Regions from separate parts of the Homo sapiens genome. Here region 1 is linked to region 2. Evidence: chromatin contacts called from ENCODE Hi-C or POLR2A ChIA-PET data. All regions are on one chromosome and are shown on one strand. The core of a region is the stretch at or near the end of the contact, and the rest is flanking DNA. Distances in the headings are between cores, read along the strand shown.

What was found. Hi-C counts contacts between places; a loop is a spot of excess contacts on that map. ChIA-PET counts read pairs that join two places held with the same protein, here RNA polymerase II (POLR2A). Pooled maps may share reads with other maps.
Region 1: a pooled map shows a loop between it and region 2 (2.5-fold over the local background). The contact joins two enhancer-like sites. A Hi-C loop is called at or near these places in 2 of 50 pooled maps. POLR2A ChIA-PET finds 5 or more read pairs at or near these places in 3 of 52 experiments (H1, OCI-LY7 and PC-9).

What each region holds. Positions count from the first base shown.
Region 1 is chr5:149,851,295-149,856,980 of GRCh38, reverse strand. PPARGC1B (PPARG coactivator 1 beta) reads right to left here. Exons shown (of 12, transcript NM_133263.4): 12 at 1,959-5,686. Among named protein-coding and RNA genes, the nearest start is that of PDE6A, 91 kb to the left of the region's middle. Within about 2 kb of position 3,785, at least 4 of the 41 ENCODE cell types and tissues checked have a DNase peak (open chromatin) inside an H3K27ac peak, as active enhancers do.
Region 2 is chr5:149,605,071-149,610,654 of GRCh38, reverse strand. It overlaps ARHGEF37 (Rho guanine nucleotide exchange factor 37), which reads right to left. Exons shown (of 13, transcript NM_001001669.3): 4 at 960-1,107. It also overlaps the pseudogene RNU6-588P. Among named protein-coding and RNA genes, the nearest start is that of ARHGEF37, 26 kb to the right of the region's middle. RefSeq lists an enhancer at 4,262-4,401. Within about 2 kb of position 4,124, at least 13 of the 41 ENCODE cell types and tissues checked have a DNase peak (open chromatin) inside an H3K27ac peak, as active enhancers do.

The DNA.
Region 1 (5,686 bases), core at 2,536-5,035, 250 kb before region 2:
GGCGAACATGGTGGAAACCCTGTCTCTACTAAAAATACAAAAATTAGCTGGGTGTGGTGGCGGGTGCCTGTAATCCCAGCTACTTGGGAGGCTGAGGCAGGAGAATCATTTGAATCCAGGAGGCAGAGGTTCCAGTGAGCCGAGATTGCACCATTGCACTCCAGCTGGGCAACAAGAGCGAGACTCCATCACAAAAAAAAAAAAAAAAAGCCAAGCAGCTTGACACCAGAACCCCAGAACCCCAGCTTGTAAGCATTTTCCTTGTACCATACTGCTTCTGCAAATCAGGTTTTATTGTTGTTTTTAAAGAACATAAGAACATAAAGGACCTTTGAGTTCAGCTAAGCAAATTGTTTCATATTTGGGAAAACCAGGGACCAAGGAGGTGGTCTGCCCAATTCACACAATACAGAAGTGGCAGAGATGGGTCCCAAAGGCAGGTCTTGAGGCTCTGCATCTGCCATCCTATTCCTTGCACTACGGGTAGGATCTACTCAGGAATTCCTGACTGATGGGGCCAGTGCCCTGCAGTGAACGGAAAGGCAGGCCTGTTCTCCTGAAGCTTACAACAGATGGGCAACAGGTACTGAGCCCTCAATCACACACATATTCTCATCACACCAGAGAACTCTGCCCCTAAGTGGAAACGTTCCTATTAATTTTAATGGGAAAAAATCATGATGTGTTCCCTTGCAATCAAAGAAATCCAAACAATCTTTACAGATGGGGAAAATAAATCACCTGAACAAGGAGAATATATGTATGAGTTTGTATGAGTTTATGTAATAAATAGCAACCTGAAAATAGTTTGCACATAACATAAAATGTAATCATTCATTGCACCTGTTCTTATTTTATTTATTTATTTTGAGATGGAGTCTTGCTCTGTTGCCCAGGCTCTGTTGCCACGACCTTGGCTCACTGCAACCTCCGCCTCCCGGGTTCAAGCGATTCTCCTGCCTCAGCCTCCCGAGTAGCTGGGATTACAGGCGCCCCTCACCACGCCGGGCTAATTTTTGTATTGTTAGTAGAGATGGGGTTTCACCACGTTGGCCAGGCTAGTCTCGAACTCCTAACCTCAGGTGATCCGCCCGCCTCAGCCTCCCAAAGTGCTGGGATTACAGATGCGAGCCACCGCGCCCAGCCTGTTCTTGTTTATATATAATTCTCTTTGCCAGTGTTTCAACCCTTTGGGGCTTATGGGTGTCTGGCATTTAAAAATAAAGTTAAAGCACAAAAAACAGCTTTAGGGCAAAATACAGGCTAACCCCTTTGAGACGTGAGGAAATAACACACAGGCACGCAACTGAGAGTCTTGGAAGATGCCACTTCCTCACCCTACTTGCTGGAAGTACACAAAGGAAAATGTTCTGAGCTCATTCAATTACCGCACACAATGCAGGCCTGCTCTCTATGAGATCCTCTGACCAGAAACCATTTTGTAATTACAAATTGATGAGTGTTTTGCCTGGAACCACAATGCCAAAATACCTCCTACAGTGCATTTATTCAATGTGCTTATGTGAAAGTTGATATACCAAAACAAGGAAGTCTTTGTTCAGAAAGTGGTATAGCTTTATAAAAGTCAGGGCAAAAAGTCGTTCATGGAACAGCTGTTATGTGAGATGAGTCTGAATGGTTATTTTATTTATTTATTATATTTTATTTACTTTACTTTTTCAGAGATGGGGGTCTCACTATGTTGCCCAGGCTGGCCTTGAACTCCTGGGCTCAAGTGATCCCCCACCTCAGCCCCTGTGCCTGGCACGAATGGATATTATGAACTGTGAAAAGTGCTCTGAAGGAGGGAGAAGTGTGGTGAGGTGAGGAGCAGACATCATCCGGGGTCTTATCTGAGAAGGTGACGCTGAAAACTGAAATCTCTTCCCCATTTAGTGGTCAGAGTGTCCCTCAATGAGCTCCCAGGACCAACAAGGAAAAACACACATGGGCAAAGCTGTGGGTGGTATTTTGTTTTTAATCTCCATAGTGTATTTGTTAAGTTTATTTATAAGCAGATCACTTCACTATTTACAGTACATGAGCATAGAGATTCTACAGTTTCTGTGATGTAAACAATAACCCCACAGTGGGAGTTTGAGAAAAGAAGCCAGTTCTGAAGTATTTACAGACATTAAAATAGAACTTTATACTCACAGAATAATAATACATAGAGCAATTTGGTTAAATTATCTAGGAAACTATAGAATCTGACAATGTACAAATACAAGAAAACATTTTCTCATTTAGAAGGTAAGACAGAGAAATCACACCAGAAATAAAATAGGGACGATGACAACCACAATATGTAAAAGCAAAGAAGGTTTCCTCCTTGCCTCTTACGGATAAAGTATTTATATAAATAAGGACACAACCCAACAAAATGGAAAAAATATATAAAAATCCTCTACCAATTAAAAAAAATAGCAAAACTAAAAACTTGATTCTCAATCATTAGCAGTGTCCTTTAAAAAATTAAAATTTAGCTTTCTATTATAAATAACAAAGCAGATGTGTCCCTCTGTGTAGGTGAAATTCTTGCACCTTTCTCAATAAATGCATCAATGTAATTCCACACACACACACACACACAAACACACACACACAGGCACAGACGTGTGTATGTGTGCACAGATACACACACACACACCCCCACCACAAACACAGCCTTACACTCACGCACTCAGGCCGTAGTTACCTTGTTAAGCTTCCTAATAAATAATGCCCCCTACAGTAGTACCCCCGGGGATGACAAAACCTCACAGGTTTAGCCATTCCTTGGTTTGACCCTGTCGCAGAGTCAGGGAAAGCCCTGGCTCCTATTGCTCAGAATTCTCTAGGCTGTGTGGTCACACCAAGAGAAAATAATTTGAGTCCAAGATTTGGAAATGCTGGAAAGGACCATAGGGACCACCTTGCCCAGTTGATTAAGGCTGGCTACAGACACCTTCTTTAGAAACCTGGGGTTGGGGAGAGGGCTCGTGTTGGTTTCAACATTAGCAGCTGCCTCTGGAAGAAGCAGATGCTCCAAGCCAATGCTAACAACATGGCACAAGGAGGCGAGGGGGTGGGTGTGAATTCCAGAGCAGACTGCACTAAGCTGGACTTCTGGATGGTCATCTTCCCCAGAAACCATTTGGAAATCCAAGCAGTCTATTCCCCTGCTGCACATACCACCTTGTCCACGCTCCCCTTGAGATTTCCCACCTGTTTCCATTGGAATCAGAACATCCCTCAAGAAACAAAGTTGGGAATAGTTTATGACTTTTTATTCCTAACACAAAAACATTTGACAAGATTTTAAAAATACAAAATACAGAAACAAAAAATTGAACAAAAAAAACTATTTGGCTATTCGGGGATCATATCAAAGATCATGGCCAGGCCCCCCACAAAATCCTTACACCCAACTTCTTATCTTGCCTTGAGGGCAGAATTCGGACCACCCAGCAAAGGTTTACTTAACAAGGTCAGCAGCTGGGCTGCCAGTATTGCAGTTACAGTAAACCCTTCCCGGGCACCTGGACCTCTCCTGGTCCACTCCTGTCTCTTCTGCCCACAGGACAGCTAGTGCATTTCTCAGTTCTGCGTGAGAGTCTACTAAGTGGCTGCTTCTGGAGTCTTCTGACCCTAGTGTTGCACTGATCTCTGAACACAAAGGCAGTTCGTTCAGGCCATTATATTTCATTCCCAAAGTTCACGATGGACAGCAGGGTGGCCGAAAGGATTTATTTGCCTTCCATCTGGGTAGCTGGTGGAGACAACCTTTGGCCACTAGATGGCGACCGCATGTTGATAAGGCAAAGTGCTGAGGTGGAAACTGACCAATTCCCTTCACAAGTAACCAATGAGCAAGGGTGGTCAAGTGAAAAAGGAAGCTTTTGTAAGCCGCCTTGGAGACTCCTTTGACCAAAAATACAGCCCAGGGGGGTTCTAGTTATATAAACCCCTCTTTGAGGAGTTGTTGCACAGCCCAGGGACCGACCACCTATAAAACCTATTTTCCAAGCCCCAAATTTGGGCAGTTGGATTTTTGTACTCCTTCCGGATGTGCAAAGCATACTGATGAAACAGAGTATCTGAAAAGCTGTCCCCAGGAATCACGAAGGCTCAGTCACTGCTGCTATACCATTAAAGAAACAAAAAACAAAAGCTGCCCTAAACATATGCAGCGCGATCAATGCCTCCTGTTGCCCCATATGTTTTACAATCATTTGAAAGAAATGTGTGAAAAGCTCCTAAGCTGTTTTTCTTTAAAAAAAAAAAAAAAAAGTGTATTGCTAGTATTGTCTGAGAACAAGAGAGAAACAGCCAAATGGTCACAACATTCGGATTAACAGCTATCCAGTGGGGACAAAGACAAGGTTAATGTGAGATTTGACATCGTTACCTAGCCAAGTTGGGGGTTTAATTCCTTACTGTCCCCACTAGAAACTATGGCTTAGATCTGTCCCGGGGAGCTGGTCTTCTTGGATAAGGCAACTCAGCCAGGACACAGTGGGATTGAACCTACTGCTGGTTGGTTCTTGCAGAGAACCCTCACCCTGAACAGGAGCTGGGTCAAGTCAGAGAATGGAATCAGTTTCAAGGAGGAGTGATGGATTCCCAATGCTCCTGGTTGGGGATCTGAGCCTCTCAGAGGTGAAAGGGACTTTAATGCTCATATTCAACATTCTCATTTGGTAGATGAGGAAACAGGGGCCCAAGGTCACATAGCAAGTAAGAAACATTAGGGTTTCTGATTCTGAGATGGCTTACAGTTAAGTGACTTACTCTACAAACTCATTTCACTCAGCTGGGCTGTTTTCATCTTTCTGTAAAGGTAGGTACCAAGATCTAAACCCATGGCTCCCTGTTTCAAGGGCTTCCAACAAAAGGCCAGCAAAGGGTTGGCCCCAGCACTGGCTCTCCTGCTGCTGACATCTCCAAAGGCATCTCTGCTCTCTCCTACCTGACAGCAGCCCCATTCCCAAACTCCCTGTCCCAGTCTCTAGAAGATCACTTCACACAGCCAAAGGAGACTCGTATTTTCCAGTGTAGAAACACGGACCCAGGCTGAAGTGTTGGGGTTTTCTCAAAGTGCTTTTATTGTTTAATGCAAAGTCAGCCTTTGCCTACTTCCTGGGTGTCTTGTAGCCGGCTCAGGGCCTCCCCCATCCCATGGTGGTTCTGGGCCAAGGACACATCCATGCATGTGGGTTTCCAACTCTGCAGCTCCCCTCCATTTACCCGGTACCTCCAAACTTGACGAGCAGACCTGGAGCCCATCTGTGTGTAAAAACCCCTCAGGGACTAGGGGACTAACTTTGACATATTGCACATGCACTAGTTTTCTTCTTCCCCATTGGTAAGGATGACAGGGTCCCTCTTCTTTGGCCAGGGAAACCATGACATTCACTTTCTTTGCTGTTGTACATCCAATTTCTTTCCTTAATCATATCTGATGCTGGGATGTGGGTAACCCCAAACTGAAGGCAGCTGCTAAATCTCAAATGCTAAAAAAATACTGCAATTTTGACATCAGTGAGTCAGATCAATACATCCTCTGGGGCTGATTTTGCTTCACAGTTAGGATGAGCCATCTCTTAAGCTGCAGGCTCAAATGGGATTAACTGAACTCTATACCTGGGATGGGCCATGGACTGAGCTGTCCATGCAGAAGGACCAGGCTGTCCATGCCTTCCCT
Region 2 (5,584 bases), core at 2,875-5,374:
ATGAATAAAAAGGGAAAATGAATACAGTTTTTTTGGGAGCAGAGAGGGGCTAGGACACGGGTTCTTGAAAAGGAGACTTTAGGCCTGGCATGGTGGCTCACGCCTGTTGTCCCAGCACTGTAGATATTTTTTACTGTAAAAAATACAGCCAGCCAGATATTTTTTACTGTAAAAATTTTGATGTTTTAAAGTTTTTTAATCTTATAATCACGTTACCCATTCGAAAATTTAAATTCGAATACATATTCTCTACATTTTTCTACCTGAGGCTTCTACCCATTGGTGCTAATTCTAAGCTATGAGTCCACCACGGACTGGTGATACTCTCCCTTTTCCATGTGGCAGGACTTCAGCCACCGGTAGAGAGGGAGCCTCAGGTGATACACACCTGCTTCTTATCACTATGGGAACACATGGGTCCCACCATCTCACTGCCCTTTCCTGTGCTTCTCATGAGCACTGTTCCCAAACGTTTCCGCTTCTCCAACCCTGGACATGTGGTAGGATGGCATGCCCTGCCTCCTGGCTGTTGAATGAAGCTATGATTAGTCCTGGCCAATGAATTACGAGAAGTGATTAATATTATTTCTGGCCCACAGCATTCAATTGCCAGCATTAGACTCTCCAGAGCTCTTTTTACTTAAGCCACAGTTACTGGCAATATTCCAGACAGTGGCTGCTGTGAGTTTGGGTGCCGAAGTGAGGATGACAAAGAGCAGAACCCCAAGTCAGCCTTCAGTGGAGCATAAGGAAGACATAAACCTTTGTTGTTTGAAACCACTGAGATGTGGGAGCTGTTTGTCTCTGTGGCACAGCCTGCCCTATCCTGACTAACACAGGCTCTGACAGAGCAACACTCGTGAAGCAGCACGAATGGCATGAAAAAGGGGTGAGACCATAGCTGCTCCTGAACCGGGTCAGTGGGGTAGGAGCGAGTGCTCACTGGCCGTTCTACTCACACCACCGCCTCAACGATGCCCTGGATGTGCCGCTGCAGCTCCGGCTCCTTCCGGTACGTGTCCACCAGTAGCAAGGCCTGGTCGTAGCTGGCACAGTAGACCTTATAGACTTGCTCCAACTCCTCTTGGAATTCCAGAAATATGTTACCTGAGAGTGAAGACGCAACAAGGGGTCGTCAAGGGCATGTCTGTGTGTCCCCTAGCTTGGAACAGGGAGGCAGTAAGTAAACCCCTCCAGCTCTCCAGTGAGATTGCTGGGTTTACCAGCATGTCACCATGGGCAAATGACCTCATCTTCCTGACTTTCTGTTTTTTTCATCTTTTCACAAGGTTGTTCTGAGGATTGAGTGACAGAATGATATACATCTTAGGCTAGGAAACTGTGAGCACTTACTAAATGGTAGCTATAGTCATACCAGGAATATTAATAATGCTCACATTTGGACAGTGCTTTATAGTACACAAAATACACTCAACCATTAGCTTGTTTTTTTGTTTTTTTGTTTCTTTTGAGATAGAGTCTTGCTCTTGTCCCCCAGGCTGGAGTGTGGTGGCGCAATCTCTACTCACTGCAACCTCTGCCTCCCAGGTTCATGCCATTCTCTGCCTCAGCCTCCTGAGTAGCTGGGATTACAGGCTCATGCTACCATGCCTGGCTAATTTTTGTATGTTTAGTGGAGATGGGGTTTCACCATGTTGGCCAGGCTGGTCTTGAATTCCTGACCTCAGGTGACCCACCCACCTCGGCCTCCCAAAGTGCTGGGATTACAGCTGTGAGCCACCACTCCTGGCCACTCATTTTATCTTTATAATTAAAGATAAAATGTGTGGCAAGCACAACAAATCCCCAATTTACAAAGACATGCTACAGCATAACACAACTGGTTACAGTGTGAGCTTGGATTCCAGGGAACTAGGGACAGATCTCCAGCAACCCTTCCCCAGTTGTGTAACCTGAGGCAAGTGTTTCACTCCTCTAGCTCTCTATTTTCTCATCTATGGAATGCAAATAGAAACAGTACTTACTGCCGGGTGTGGTGGGTCACGCCTATAATCCCAGCACTTTGCAGGCCAAGACGGGTGGATCACGAGGTCAGGAGTTCCAGACCAGCCTGGCTAACATGGTAAAACCCTGCCTTTACTAAAAATACAAAAATTAGCCGGGTGTGATGGTGTGCCCTTGTAGTCCCAGCTACTCTTGGGAGGCTGAGGGAGGAGAATTGCTTGAACCTGGGAGGCGGAGGTTGCAGTGAGCTGAGATCGCGCCACTGCACTCCAGCCTGCACAACAGAGCAAGACACCATCTCAAAAAAAAAAAAATTTGTTTGCATATTTGTTATTTTTAATCGCCATCCTCATATGTCATATTACATATGTAATATATTTATTATATATGTCATATTACATATGTAATATATTTATTATATATGTCAGGCCTCTGAGCACAAGCTAAGCCATCATATCCCCAGTGACCTGCACGTATACATCCAGATGGCCTGAAGCAACTGAAGATCCACAGAAGTGAAAATAGCTTAACTGATGACATTCCACCATTGTGATTTGTTTCTGCCCCACCCTAACTGATCAATGTTTTTTATAATCTCCCCCATCCTTAAGAGGTTTCTTTAGGCCGGGCCCGGTGGCTCATGCCTGTAATCCCAGCACTGTGGGAGGCCCAGATGGGTGGATCACAAGATCAGGAGATTGAGACCATCCTGGCTAACACAATGAAATCCCGTCTCTACTAAAAATACAAAAAAAATTTGCCAGGCATGGTGGCGGGCACCTGTAGTCCCAGCTACTCGGGAGGCTGAGGCAGGAGAATGGCGTGAACCCAGGAGGCGGAGCTTGCAGTAAGCTGAGATCGTGCCACTGCACTCACTCCAGCCTGGGTGACAGAGCAAGACTCCATCTCAAAAAAAAAAAAAAAAAAAAAAAAAGAAGTTTCTTTATAATTCTCCCCACCGTTGAGAATGTACTTTGTGAGATCCACCCCCTGCCCCCAAAACATTGCTCTTAACTCCACCGCCTATCCCAAAACCTGTAAGAACCAATGATAATCCCACCACCCTTTGCTGACTCCTTTTTCGGACTCAGCCCGCCTGCACCCAGGTGAAATAAAGAGCCTTGTTGCTCACACAAATCCTGTTTGGTGGTCTCTTCACATGGATGCGTGAGACAATACACATATGATAAGTGCCATGAATTAAAACGGAGCCAAATAAAGAGTTAGAAAATGGTGGGGGATGTACTTGGGGAAGGCCTTTCGCAAGATGTGAATGTCTACCAGAGAGGCAGAGGTAACTAGTCCTGGGAACAAGCAAGGGAAGAGCAGCACCAAGTATTAGGGAAGGACACCTGCAGAGGCCCTGAGGCAGGACAGTGCTGGCCACAAGGGCAACAGCAAGAAGGCAAGTGTGGCTGGAGTAGGTGAACAAGGGCATAAAGTAGAGGAAATAAATCTCCAGGTGGATGGTGTCAAAAAATAAAACAGGTTGGGTGCTATGGCTCATGCCTGAAATCCCAGCATTCTGGGAGGCCAAGGCGGGTGGATCACTTGAGGCCAGGAGTTTGAGACCAGCCTGGCCAACATAGCGAAACCCCGTCTCTACTAAAAAAATACAAAAATTAGCCAGGAGTGGTGGCAGGTGCCTCAGGAGGCTGAGGCAGGAGAACTGCTTGAACCCTGGAGGCAGAGGTAGCAGTGAGCTGAGATTGCACCACTGCACTCCAGCCTGGGCGACAGAGCAAGACTGTCTCAAAAAATCAATTAATTAAAAAATAAAAATAAAGTAGAGGAAATAAGCAGGAAACAGAAGCCAGATCATGTAGGGTCTTAAAGTAAGTGGAGTGCAGTAAGGGATTCAGGTTTTATTCTGATGGTTGCAGGAAGCAACTGGAGGCCTTTGAGCAACGGTGACATGATCTGATTTCTGCTTAAAAGGATCACACTGGTGCTCAATTTTAGCATCATATACGCTAAAGTTGGAACAATATAGAGATTAGCATGGCGCCTCTGCAAAAATGACATGCAAATTTGCGAAGCGTTCCATACTTTCAAATCAGAAACTAATGAGATTAGTTACCTACAGAGGGTGGACGGACTTGAGAGGAAGTGGTGAGGGTGAAGAAAAATATATTAACCACAAGAAGGCAGGTGGGGAACCAGGGACCACAGGAAGCCCAGCTGACCCTACTGCCTGCCAAAGCCATGGGCTAGACCTGTGACCCAGACAAGGTCTGTGTTGGGACACATCAGCTGGTGGCCAGAGGTGCATGGTCCAGTTCTCAGCAAAGATCCCCATGGGGAGATCGCAGTCCCAGGGCCTACCCTTTCCCGGTGTTGGTTCAGCTGATGCCTAGCAAGAACTCCCAGGAGAAGCCCCTAGAGCCAGACAGAACATGACCACCCGAAACTGCAGCCAGGAAGAAGCTGTGTGAGAGAGAGATCAGCCAACTGCAGAGACGGCCTGGCTAAGAGATAGCTTGGGTGTGGCCGTGAAACCTAGGCCGGTTCCCACAGTCTCCTCAACATGGGTGTGTCCTCAGAAATGAGACAGACATGCCAAGGAAACTGTGTCATACCAGTGTGGCCAGAGGCAAGGGTGTTTCAGTAACTAAAGGATGGAGGAAAGTGAACTCCCACAGAACAGAGTGGTCCAAAGAGGCAAGAATGGCAATTACACCAAAGGAAAGGCTTGTTTCCTCCCTGCTTGTCCTTCTCCAGTCACAGATTAGCAAACAATTTATTCCTAGCATAAAAGGGGATACTCATCTCTAGCTGGGATTAGTTGGAAAGGAGAGAAAGGGAGGCAGCATGGTCAAGACCTAGGGCTCTAGAAGAGCTGGGTTCAAATACTAACTCTGCCTGGTCAAGCTGTGTGACCTTGGGAATGTTACTTAGCCTCTCTGAGCCTCAGAGACGTTTTTGGTAAAATGGAGGTTATTAATAATAATCAACAAGTAACGATGTTATGAGAACTCAAAGAGCTCCTTCAGGTTAAGTACTTGGCATCATTGTTGGCACAGAGATGGATACTATTTTCATGATCATTTTAAGGTGGCAGTAACTGGGACTCAGAAAGGAAAGAGCTTGTGGGTGGCAGGGACTTGTTAGTCAGATTCCAAAGCTCCTGCGGTAACCTAGACCTTCAATGCTCAAATACAGTAGTCACCAGCCACACGTGGCTATTGGGCACTTGAAATATGATGAACCCCAAATGCGATGTGCTGTCAGTGTAAAAGATACTGGATTTCAAAGACTTCATACAAAACAAAAGTAATGAATGATGAATGTTTATACTGATTACATGTTAAAATATTATTTTGGATCTATTGAGTTAAATAAAAGATATCATTAAAATTAATTCCAGTTGCTTCTTTAATTTTCTTAATGTAGCTACTTGAAAATTTAAAAAATTTGCAGCTAACGTTATATTTCTTTTTTTCTTTTCTTTTTTTTTTTTTTTGAGATGCAGTCTTGCTCTGTTGCCCAGGCTGCAGTGCAGTGGCACAATCTCGGCTCACTGCCACCTCCACCTCCTGGGTTCAAGCAATTCTCCTGCCACAGCCTCCCAAGTAGCTGAGATTACAGGCACCCACCAACACGCCCGACTAATTTTTGT